2 separate regions of the Homo sapiens genome follow, and region 1 is linked to region 2. The links are chromatin loops, found by intact Hi-C in ENCODE. Cell type or tissue: CD4-positive, alpha-beta T cell. All regions are shown on one strand. Each heading gives the region's core, and the rest is flanking DNA. Links, peaks and the distances in the headings are about the cores only.

Region 1 (5,360 bases), core at 298-5,297, 110 kb before region 2:
CTGAGCAAACGTTATCTTTTGTGCATGTTGTAGATAACAACAGCTAATACGTACTGTGTGCAAGGCACGTCACGTATATTAACTCAGTATCTGCATGACAGCCCCATCAGATATGAGTTGCTCTATTTTAAAGGTGAGGACTCTGAGGCCCAGAGAGGTTAAGTAACTTATTCAAGGTCACACAGCTAGTAAAGGAGAGAAGTAGAGTTCACACCAGCGAGTGCAGCTCCAGTGTCTATGCCCTGAAAGTCACTCTGCCCCACTGCCTCTCTAAACTCTCCATCTAGGACACTGGGGAGACCACCCAGGTACAGGGCGGAAGCCACCTGCCACAAGTCGCCTCCTGTGATGGGGCTGGCACCAAATTTGGCTGTTTTCACTGTCCTGCCTCCCTGACTTTTTCCTTTCTCTTCCCCTCCCTGGGGACCAAATTCCTACCTGGCAGCTGACCTACCAGCCTGTGCATGCTCTGGGGTCCACACGAGCCTCACAGCAAGGAAGTCTTGGAGATTGTTAAGCAGCGTGTAGGTGACAGTGAAACGCTCGTAGGTCCGAACAGGGGACTTACAAGAAGCGGTCATCACAAAACACGGGCGGTCCAAGCGGACACTGGGCAGGCTAGGAGTGGTGAGAGAGGGATGCTGGCTGTGTGTGTCAGGCCACAAAGGCGAACGCCACGATTCCTCCAGGATCCACACTCACCGGTAGTGGGTGTAGATGCTCTGAGTGAAGGGCAGCTTTGGGGTAGACCACTGAACCACAGCAATCAGGGGAACTTCCAGGCCCTGCAGGAGGGACAAAGGGGGTTGGCACAGGTATTAAGAGTGCCCCTCCCATCTTGAGTCAGCTGCCTGGTCTTTCCCTCCCACTGCCTTATCACTTTTCTTTGAACACACCAGCCCCTTATGCTCACCTCCTTGGCCCCTGGAGGGGGCTGCTCACCCCCTCTCAGCTGAAACAGGAAGTTGTGTTCCTCCAGGGCATTCAGCGGGCAGGGGAAGCAGCCAGAGGTCCCGGGTAGGCGGCAGAAGGAGCCCATGGAGACTTCCCCAGACTGGTGACTAGCTCAGAAAAGAGGACAAGGCATGGTCTCCCCATGCCAGAGCTCAGCCCCTGAAGCCATCCCCACCACTTCACAGCCTCGCCCCTCCCAGGACCTCACCAGACATTGTCCACCAGCAGCACAGAGCCATCGGGCATGACAGGTAGATAACTGGCGTTGAAGTTGGGGAGGATTCGGATATCCCAGATGGAGATTTCCTCCTGAGAGGAGCTGTTCAGCACTGTGGGAGAGGACCAGCTTGGCTCAGAATAGCTGGACCCCTCAGGCCCCACCTTTACCCAGAAAAAACCGGACCTACCCCACCAGCCTGCCCAGAGGAACTGCATCCAATCAGTTCCCTTGTTGCTCCCGGAGGCTGGAGCCGGCAGCCCTGCTTACCCTTGAGCACGGTCAAGTGTTTTCCAGCCACAGTGAACTGCCGGCATCTCAGAACCGGAGGGGGCAGCAGAGTCAGCAGCGTGCTCACTGCGGGAGGGGGTGGGGGCAAGAAGTGATGGTCTGGAGGCTGACCTCACCTCCAACCCAGAATTCTCACCTTCCTCTTCTCAGAGCCCATTAGCCACTTTCCAGTGTGACCCCTCCCCTCTGTCCCCCAATTCCCAGACTCTAGCCCTTTGCCTCTGCGCTGCCCTGCCCACCTTGGGCCTTGAAAGCGCTCTGCTCGCCCCGGAATGTCTCCCCAGGAGATCGGGTCTGCAGCAATCGCAGGTAGCCTTGATCTCTGACCTCTGGTGCCTCAATCTCCCGCTTCCACACAGTCACTACAATCTGTCAAGAGGAAAGACAGATGGCTGAGCCCGGAAAAGGTGTCTGAATTAGGACAATAGCTCCACTCTTGCTCATCTTACCTTGGCCTTAGGTGTCCCTGGGGGCAGTCTATCCAGTGAAACGGTGAGTGGGAAGATGACCTCATCTGTGGACACAATCGGTTCCTCCACAGGCAGCTGGGGTTGGGAAAGGGGTGAAGAGGTCAGGAGCAAGTCAGAGGCAGCCTGCAGCCTTTCCCTTTAAGACCGGCAGTTCATCTGCCTCCTGCCTCAGGCCCCCAGCAAACCGCCCCTCCGTCCTGTGCCAGGTCCCCCAAAGCTCCTCACCGTGGTCGCTCCCCCTGAGGTAGCAGGGCCCGGGCCGTGGGTGAGAAGGGGGCTGCAGCCTCGGAACAAACCCCCACCCCCAGGATCCCCTCCCCCTGGGGGCTCCGAATCCTGGTCGCCGGCGCCGCCGCCCCCCGGCATCCCGCCTCCGGCGCTGACCGAGGCCAGGGCGGCCAGGGCGGTTGCCAGTTCTGCCCAGGCTCCTCTGGAGCCCAAGCCCGGGCCGCCCCCGGTGCCGGACCCCGCACCGCCCCGGCAGCGCAACACCAGCAGAAAACGGACAGTCTCCCCCAAGTACAGATGGTTGCGCCGGGGCAGCGCCCGGTACCGGCCCGGATCCCCTGCCAGCTCCGCGCGCGGCGGCAGCGGCACGGCCGGGAAGTACATCGAGTAGTCGCACTGGGACTCCATGGGGCGGCGAGGACGGCGCGACTGGGAGCCCGGACCGGAGGCCGACCGCCGGCGGGGCCCGCTAGGGTGGGTCCAGAGGGTCCCGACACCTCCGGCTGCTGCGCCCGGCTGGGGCGGCCGGAGAGACCGGCCCGGTCCCGGCACCGGGGCAACGAACCCGAACCGAGACCCGGCAGCGCCGGAACCGGGGTACTGAGCCGAATGACTGGAGAGAAACAGGAAGCGGAAGGGAGGGGGCGTGGCCGCCGAGGCCCCGGAATCTGCGGGTGCCCGGACCGTGGAGGAGGGGGCGGGGTCCCGCTGCTCTGAGGCTGCGAGAATGCAGGCGGGGGCTGCGGCCAGGCTTCTTGGAAAAGAAATGGAAGACCTCGTCGGCCAGGCGGGTTGGCTCACGCCAGTAATCCCAGCACTGTGGGAGGCCGAGGCGGCAGGATCGCTTGAGGCCAGGAGTTCAAGACCACCCTGGCCAACATAGCAAGAACTCCTCTCTGCAAAAAATTTAAAAATTATCCGGGCGCGGTGGCGCGCGCCTGTATTCCCAGCTACTTAGAAGGCCTAGGCAGGAGGATCCTTTGAGCCCAGGAGTTTGAGGCTGAAGTGAGCTATGATTGGGACACTGGACTGCAGCCTAGGTGACAGAGTGAGATCTTGTCTCGGAAAAAAAAAAAAAAACAACCCTTCCAACCCCACTTCTCCCAGGAAGATTCTCCATCCCTCCCCTTTCCACCCTCCATAAATCAAGTAGAAGTTTCAAATTATTTATTCATTCAACAAACATGTCAGAGAGAAATGAACAGTCTAGTAGCAAATATTTCATAGAGAAATGGACGTATCATTCCAACTCACCACGCCCCAAACTTCCTGTGGCTCACTCCATCTTTTGCCCCTCTAGGGAGCTTCGGTGATGTGGATCTGCCTTGGGGCAGGAAAGGGGAAGGGGAGGTCAGGCCTAGTGGCTCACGCCTGTAATGGCAGCACTTTGGGAGGCAGAGTCATGTGGATCACCTGAGGTGAGGAGTTCAAGACCAGCCTAACCAACATGTTGAATCCCTGTCTCTAAAAATATAAAAATTAGCCGGGTATGGTGGCACGTATCTGTAATCCTAGCTACTCTGGAGGCTGAGGCAGGAGAATCGCTTGAACCTGGGAGGCAGAGGTTGCAGTGAGCCGAGATCATGCCACTGCACTCCAGCCTGGGGGACAGAGCAAGACTCCGTTTCAAAAAAAAAAAAAGTTGGGGGGAAAGAACAAAATGAGTGGAGGGTGGAGGAGGGAAGCACTGCTGGGAGCCCAGCGAAGAGGGGGCTTGCATCGGGACAAAGACTCATCCCTTCTGGGAGATGCAGAAATGGCATCTTGCTGCCCCCCACTCATCACATGTGCCCTTCAAACATGGCTGCTCTTCCACCTAAATCTGTAGTCTGATGTTTATGGGGAGAGTGGCCTTGAAGTCTTGAGGGGCAGTGAGACGGTAGGGGGGAACTGCTTGGCATCCAGCTTGTCCTTGTACTGGAGCTCAGGGGTAGCTAGGCGCTCACATTCCTCTTGGTCTTGGGGGCTCAATCCACTCCGAAGTATATAGCCCAAAACCTTAGCTGACCCAAACTGGAAGGGGCGGAACCGGCGATCAGTGATGTATTTGGGGTCAGAAGCCTCACCCCCTACCAGACAATGTTTCGCTAGGGCCTCTCGGCGAGCCCGGAGCTCGGCCACAGCTGTCTGCAGCCGGCCCTGGCCGTATTTCTCTATCCGTGCCCAGAGACTGCGGTTGAAGTGGACATAGAGAGCCCAGTCCAGGTTGTTCCAGGCTCGGGCCCGTGCAGTCAGCTGCCGGTCCTCCGCAGTCAGTCCACTGTTGCTGACAGTGCTGAGGCCCTGCTTATGTCCAGCCTGGGCATTGTGCATGAAGCCCACCACGTCATCTAGACCCCAGCACAGGGCATCTGCCAGCAGAACCAATGACTCATCGAAGTACTCAGCCACCATGACCAGGTCAAAGACAGAGTCCAGCCATGCCAGACCCCACTGGATGAAGGATGAAGACCCCAAATCGAAAGAGGCAGGGCTTGATATCTGGCTGCGATGATCAGTAACAGTGGAAACAGGATGGATGAGGGCATTGGGATTGAGGGTTTGGGCTCGAGGGCCAGCACCAGAAGGCAAGACCTGCAGCTGTGGGGGGTTGGGGTCTCTGGGGGGATGAATATTCCCTCTCTTGGCCCTCTTCTCTGGGGGAAAGGGCAGGCCAAAGTCAAACCATAGTAAGTTGCGAGCGTAGTGGTCCCCACGGGCCCCAGGCCTGTAGAAGCCTCGAGGATTGGCCAGGAAGGCAGCCAAAGATGGTGACTTGCGGAAGGCTGATGAGGTGGATTTATAGTAGGAGAAGGCAGAGCGAGCCAGAGCCGCTGGGTCTCGGACAATGGAAAAAAAGAAGCTGTCAGAAGGCATGACCTGAAGTACCTGCAGAGGAGGGAAGACAGAAGAGAGAGAACTGGGCTGGGGAGAAGGTATGCATAAGTATGCACAAGCCATGTGTCCGCTGACCAGCCTCCTGAAACCTCCTCCTCCCAGCTCTGCTAGGAATCCCCAGCTTCCATCACTTGCTGAGTGGCAAGTTACTTAACATCTCTGAGACTCAATTTGCTTATCTGCAAATGGGGATAATCATACTTTCTCAAGTGACTATGAAAGATACATGAGATAAAACATACAAGAAATCTGGAGCATGGAGCCAGGCATGTTTTGTGTGCCTGTAGTCCCAGCTACTCAGGAGGCTGAGGCAGTAGGATGGC
Region 2 (5,360 bases), core at 98-5,097:
ACTGGACTAGTCAGCTGGGTCACCTGGGCCTGGGACAGGACAGGCTGCTTTCTGCAGGAGGGAGGAAGGGGGACCCACTGAGGGACAGGTTTTCTTGTGTTCCCAGAGGCCAGCAGGGGGGCTTGACCCCAGAGACACGCCTATCCATGAGTACCCAAAGGGGACCCTGAGTTGGGGGCTGGAAGAAGGCCAGTCTCTCCACCAAGGGAAAGGGGCTGAGGGACCCTGCCCTTTGCTGCCTTTCTAAGAAGCCCCCAAATGCCCCCTCCTTCCAGCACCCAGGCCCTGTGCACAGCCGCAGCCTGAGTCATCATCCTCATTTGAATGGTGGCCGAGAAATCAGCCAGGGGGCTGCCCAGGGCTGAGGGCCAAGACTTGGAAAAACAAGGCTGTTCTGTTACCTCCAAGCCTTGGAACGTCCAGCCCGGCTAGGGAGTGGGGGGCAGAGGGCAGGCAGAAGCAGGATCTGAAGGTGTCAACAGCCAGAGGGGGCTTTGTGTGAGGGGTGGGGGCGCGGTTCAGAATCCGAGCTGTTGGCTTTTGTTTTCAAATGACCTGTTTAATCATTACCCTTTGCAATCAACGGGGAGCACAGGCTCCGTGGCAGAGGCTTGGCGACTATTTCAAATCTCCATCCCCTACTGAGCAGCCGGAGAAGAAAGTAAACAAGATGCCACCGGCAGGTCTGGCTCCATCTCGCAAACAATAGCCGGACTGAGCACCCGGCTCAGACACACACATCAAAGTGAGATTTCCAAGCCAGAACTTTTCACAGGCAGATAACAGGCTGGGATGGAATTATTTCCCTGTGTCCCTTGAGCTCAGTGCCAAAGGGGGCAGCCTACAGGGGCTGTCATTTTCACGCTAACCTTGACCCGAAACGTATTCATTCATTTTGCAGTGAGGGAGAGCCACCACCGCCCCAAACCGCGAAAAACCAACCAGTAACAACTTTATCATTCCTTTTTAACAGTCACAATCGTGGGCAAATGAGACTTAAGTTACAGCAGCTAGCTGGCACTCACACTCCCCTCGGCTCAGGGTCCTTAAACAACAACAACAAAACCCTAATGCAAGCACCCACCGGGGCTCACAATGTCAAACCCTTACCTGGCATAGGGAAAATCCAAGTGAGAGAGAGAGTGAGTGTCTGTGTGTGTGTGTGTGTGATTCCATCTGTTACCTTCCAAGGCCTTCAACTATTTTTCCCCCAGCAGCATCCAAGCCCAGCCTCAAGGCAGATGCATAAACATGCCTGCTCCTCCCCTTCTACGGTTGGGCAAAACATCCCCCCACCCCCTTTCCAGGACCCCAAGGAGAAAGAATCACGTCCTCTGTAGCCCCTCCCTGGCCCTCGCCTACCCCCCGTTTCCCCCCCAATTCCAGGCCGTCCGCAGCAAGCCTCGTAGGCACCTTGAGATAAACACCCACTAATGATTTTATGATTTTCTGCTCTGGGTAACCGCGCTCAGCGGAATCCCTCCCCACGCCGTGGCGACGGGGGCCGGCCCAACCGAGGGATGGGGGTATGGGGGCGTTTGTTTTTTCCACGGCCTCGTCCCCACACCTGTTTTTCATTCATTCATTCGTTCGTTCCTTCATCCATTCACGGATCCGTCACTGCAGCCGCCCCAGCCCCCCGGATTTCGGGAAGGGGGCTGCGATGGGGGAGGGGGTGGGAGATGGGGGGGACGACAGAGGTGGGGGGTGGCGCACCGAGGGGTGGAGGGTTGCGAGGGGTCCGGGAGCCAGGACCCTGCGGCTCCGGCTTTGTCAGACGCGAGCGAAGCGGCGGCGGGGGCGGGGCGGGGGCGCTCCCGGGGCCCGAAGTTGTCTTCCGAGGCGCGGCGGCGAGGACAGCGGCCCGGGGTGCGCCCCCTTTGTCTGTCCCCGGCAGGCGCCGCGTCCCCGCGCGCTTACCTGGTCTTGGAGAACAGGAAGGCAAGTTTGATCAGGCCCGTAGGTGAACAGCGGGATACTCTCCTTGGCGACGCTGGCAACTTGCAGCCGGTGCTCCAGGATGTGGAGTTCCATCGTCCGCCCGCGCCCCGTCCGCGGCAGCTCATCCGCTGGGGGACGAGCCGCGGCCCCCGCCCCCTCCGCGCCCTGCCGGCACCGACAGCCGGCCCGGGGACCCGGGAGCTCGGCGCCAGGCGCGGGGGGCGGCGGCGGCCGGACCGGGCCGGACAAAAGGGAGGAGGCCCGCCAAGTTGCGAGGGGGAGCCACGGGTCGAGGGAGGCAGCGCCGGCGGAGCAGCGGCGCGCGGGTGCCGGCGCGGGGAGCAGCTGGTGTTCGCTGTAACAAACAACTTGCCACTCAAACGCCGGTCCCCACTGCGCATGCGCGGTCCGCGCGCGGCCTGCCAGGACTTGTAGTCCGCCTGCGGGGCTCTCCCGGTGCTGCTGCTGCTGCTGCCGCCGCCGGGCGGCCGGAGCTACCGGCAGCCCGATGCACGGGAAATGCAGGAGAGCGGGCACCCTCAGGACCACGGGGAAGGCCGAGGGGAGGCACGGGGCGGGTGGAGCCAGCCTGAGCCTAGGCGCGCCCTCTGGCACCCACTCAGGCTCGGTACTAGGCGCTTGGAGTGTAAAGCGAGCAAACCAGACGACTCCGGTGCTGGAGAAGGCCCGAGTCTGGGAGCGCCAAGATGTAGGGCAATCGGTCATGAGAGTGCAGAGAAGCCAAACCAAAAAGCTTGCTGGGGACCCGGAGGGAGGGGATTGACAGGTCAAAGGGGGTGACCTGGGGGGAGGGGGACACTCAGGCTGGGTTTTGAAGGATGAATGGGAGTTCGTAGCAAGGGAGTGAGGGCGCGCGGTTGAAGGACAGAAGCCTTCGGGAGGCTGAGGCAGGTGGATCGCCTGATGTCAGAAATTTGAGACCAGCCTGGTCAACGTGGTGAAACCCTGCCTCTACTAAAAATACAAAAGTTAGCAGGGCATGCTGGTGAGTGACTGTAATCTCAGCTACTCAGGAGGCTGAGGCAGGAGAATCGCTTGAACCTGGGAGGCGGAGGTTGCAGTGAGCTGAGATTGCACCACTGACTCCAGCCTAGGCAATAGAGTGAGAGTTCATCTCGAAGAAACAAAACAAACACAGTACAAACCAAAAAACAAAACCCAGCTGGGTGCAGTGGCTCACGCCTATCATCCCAGCATGTTGAGAGGCTTGAGTTGGGCAGATCACTTGAGGTCAAGAGTTCAAGACTAACCTGGTCAACATGGTGAGATCCCGTCTCTACTAAAATTACAAAAAAATTAGCTGGGAACGGTCGCATGTGCCTGTAATCCCAGCTACTAGGGAGGCTGAGGCAGGAGAATCACCTCAACCTGGGAGATGGCAGTTGCAGTAAGCCAAGATGGCGACACTGCACTCCAGCCTGGGCGACAGAGTGAGTGAGACTATGTCTCAAAGAAACAAAAAAAAAAAAGAAAGAAAAATCTCCAAGTATGTTTGGAAGAGGTTGACCAACTGCCCTGATTTTCCTGGGACCAAGGAGAATTTCAAGATGTAAGACTTTCATTTTCGAAACCAGGACACTCTCCAGGAAGACAAGTTGGTCACAGGACTTTGAAACGATTTACTTATGTAAATCTATGAACTCTAAATACAGATCGAGTATTGTGAATGAAAATTGAGCATCCAAACTGAGATGTGCTATCGTGTAAAATGAACCCTGGATTGCAAAGATTATTATGAAAAAACTTTATTTTATTAATAATTTAAAAATATTGATTATATGTTGAAACACTTTTTTTTTTTTCTGAGATGGAGTCTCACTGTGTCACCCAGGCTGGAGTACAGTGGCGCAATCTTGGCTCACTGCAACCTCTGCCTCCTGTGTTCAAGTGATTCTCCTGCCTCAGCCTCCTGAGTAGCTGAGATTACAGGCATGCGCTACCACGCCCAGCTAATTTTTTTATAGCAGAGACAGGGTTTCACTGTGTTGGCCAGGCTAGTCTGGAACCCCTGACCTCAAGTGATCTGCCCGCCTCGGCCTCCAAAGTGTTGGGATTACAGGCATGAGCCCCCACACCGGCCTTTTTTTTTTTTTTTTGAAATGGAGTCTTGCTCCCTCGCCCAGGCTGGAGTGCAGCAGCACGATCTTGGCTCATTGCAACCTCTGCCTCCCGGATTCAAGCGATTCTCCTGCCTCAGCCTCCTGAGTACAAGTGCGCATCATCATGCCCAGCTAATTTTTGTATTTTTGGTAGAGACGGGGTTTCACCATGTTGACCAGGCTTGTCTCGAACTCCTGACCTCAGGTGATCTGCCTGCCTCAGCCTCACAGAGTGCTGGGATTACAGATGTGAACCACTGTGCCTGGCCAAAATGCTAATATTTTGGCAGCACTTTGGGAGGTCGAGGCAGGCGGATCACTTGAGTTCAGGAGTTTGAGACCAGCCTGGCCAACATGGTGAAACCAAACCCCACCTCCACTAAAAATACAAAAAAATTAGCTTGGTGTTGTGGCGGGCACCTATAATCCCAGCTATTTAGGAGGCTGAGGCAGGAGAATTGCTTAAACCTGGGAGGCAGAGGTTGCAGTGAGCCGAGATCATGCCACTGCACTCCAGCCTGGGCAACAGAGTGAGACTCTGTCTCAAAAAAAAAAAAAAAAAAAAAAAAAGCAGAGTGAAGTCAGCACCCAATTCAACATGGCAGGTTCTAGAGAGGTTCAAATCATGATGGGGCAGGGTGCGATGAGGGGAGGTCCCTTCTGTTACAGGCTACTGTTAGTCCACACTTCGTCTGACCTAGTGGCCTTCTGTGCATGGCGGCCACCCAGCATAGATTTTGATGATTTCCCATGTCACAAGCCCTGTCTTCACAAGGTGAGCTTCTGCAGCCTCCCTGTGGCTAAGATGCAGGCACATCACACCTGTGTATGGCTCAGGTTCAGAAGTGAGCAAAAGGTGCATGGATGGGATTTCAGAGAAGGCAGCAGGGATTTGTCTGGTAACAATTACTATATACTACATAGCTCACACTTAGTGGAGAAAAATGACAAAATAGCCCGGTGCAGTGGCTTATGCCTCTAAGCACGGTGGCTCATGCCTGTAATCCCAACAACTTGGGAGGCTGAGATGGGAGGATTGCTTGAGACCAGGAGTTTGTGACTAGCAAGATCCTGTCTTAAAACATTAAAAAAAAAAAAAAAAAAGCTGGGGATGGTGGCACATGCCTGTTGTCCCAACTACTTGGGAGGCTGAGGCAGGAGAATCACTGGAACTGAGGAGTTCAAGGCTGCAGTGAGCTGTGATAGCACCACTGCACTGTTGTCTGGGCAGCCAGGCAGGACCCTGTCAAAAAGAAAGAATGAAAGAAAAGAAAGACAAAAGAAAGAAATGAAAAGCCA

Evidence for each region. Peaks named below come from ENCODE experiments on the same cell type or tissue, not always from the same donor. Only the 100,000 strongest peaks of a DNase experiment are listed, where the experiment ranks them.
Region 1: it touches region 2 in a loop (2.5-fold over the local background); 4 of 110 quality-filtered maps call a loop at or near these places.

What each region holds. Positions count from the first base shown.
Region 1 is chr7:100,155,932-100,161,291 of GRCh38, forward strand. It overlaps TRAPPC14 (trafficking protein particle complex subunit 14), which reads right to left and starts at 2,792. Exons shown (of 11, transcript NM_018275.5): 1 at 2,158-2,792; 2 at 1,912-2,007; 3 at 1,702-1,831; 4 at 1,442-1,528; 5 at 1,163-1,283; 6 at 914-1,061; 7 at 703-785; 8 at 455-618. The coding sequence starts at 2,568. It overlaps GAL3ST4 (galactose-3-O-sulfotransferase 4), which reads right to left. Exons shown (of 4, transcript NM_024637.5): 4 at 3,313-5,028. The coding sequence ends at 3,997. MIR4658 (microRNA 4658) reads right to left here and starts at 738; the gene lies at 674-738. RefSeq lists silencers at 1,899-2,075, 2,107-2,256, 2,287-2,926 and an enhancer at 4,373-4,872. In CD4-positive, alpha-beta T cell, for the core only: no CTCF peak of the experiment used is centred there; DNase peaks (open chromatin) are centred at 800, 2,030, 2,830 and 3,520; H3K4me3 peaks cover 2,494 bases; H3K27ac peaks cover 1,799 bases.
Region 2 is chr7:100,269,918-100,275,277 of GRCh38, forward strand. It overlaps the pseudogene CASTOR3P. Among named protein-coding and RNA genes, the nearest start is that of SPDYE3, 35 kb to the right of the region's middle. RefSeq lists an enhancer at 409-930 and silencers at 1,799-1,848, 1,909-2,228, 2,509-2,598. In CD4-positive, alpha-beta T cell, for the core only: no CTCF peak of the experiment used is centred there; a DNase peak (open chromatin) is centred at 2,364; H3K4me3 peaks cover 1,455 bases.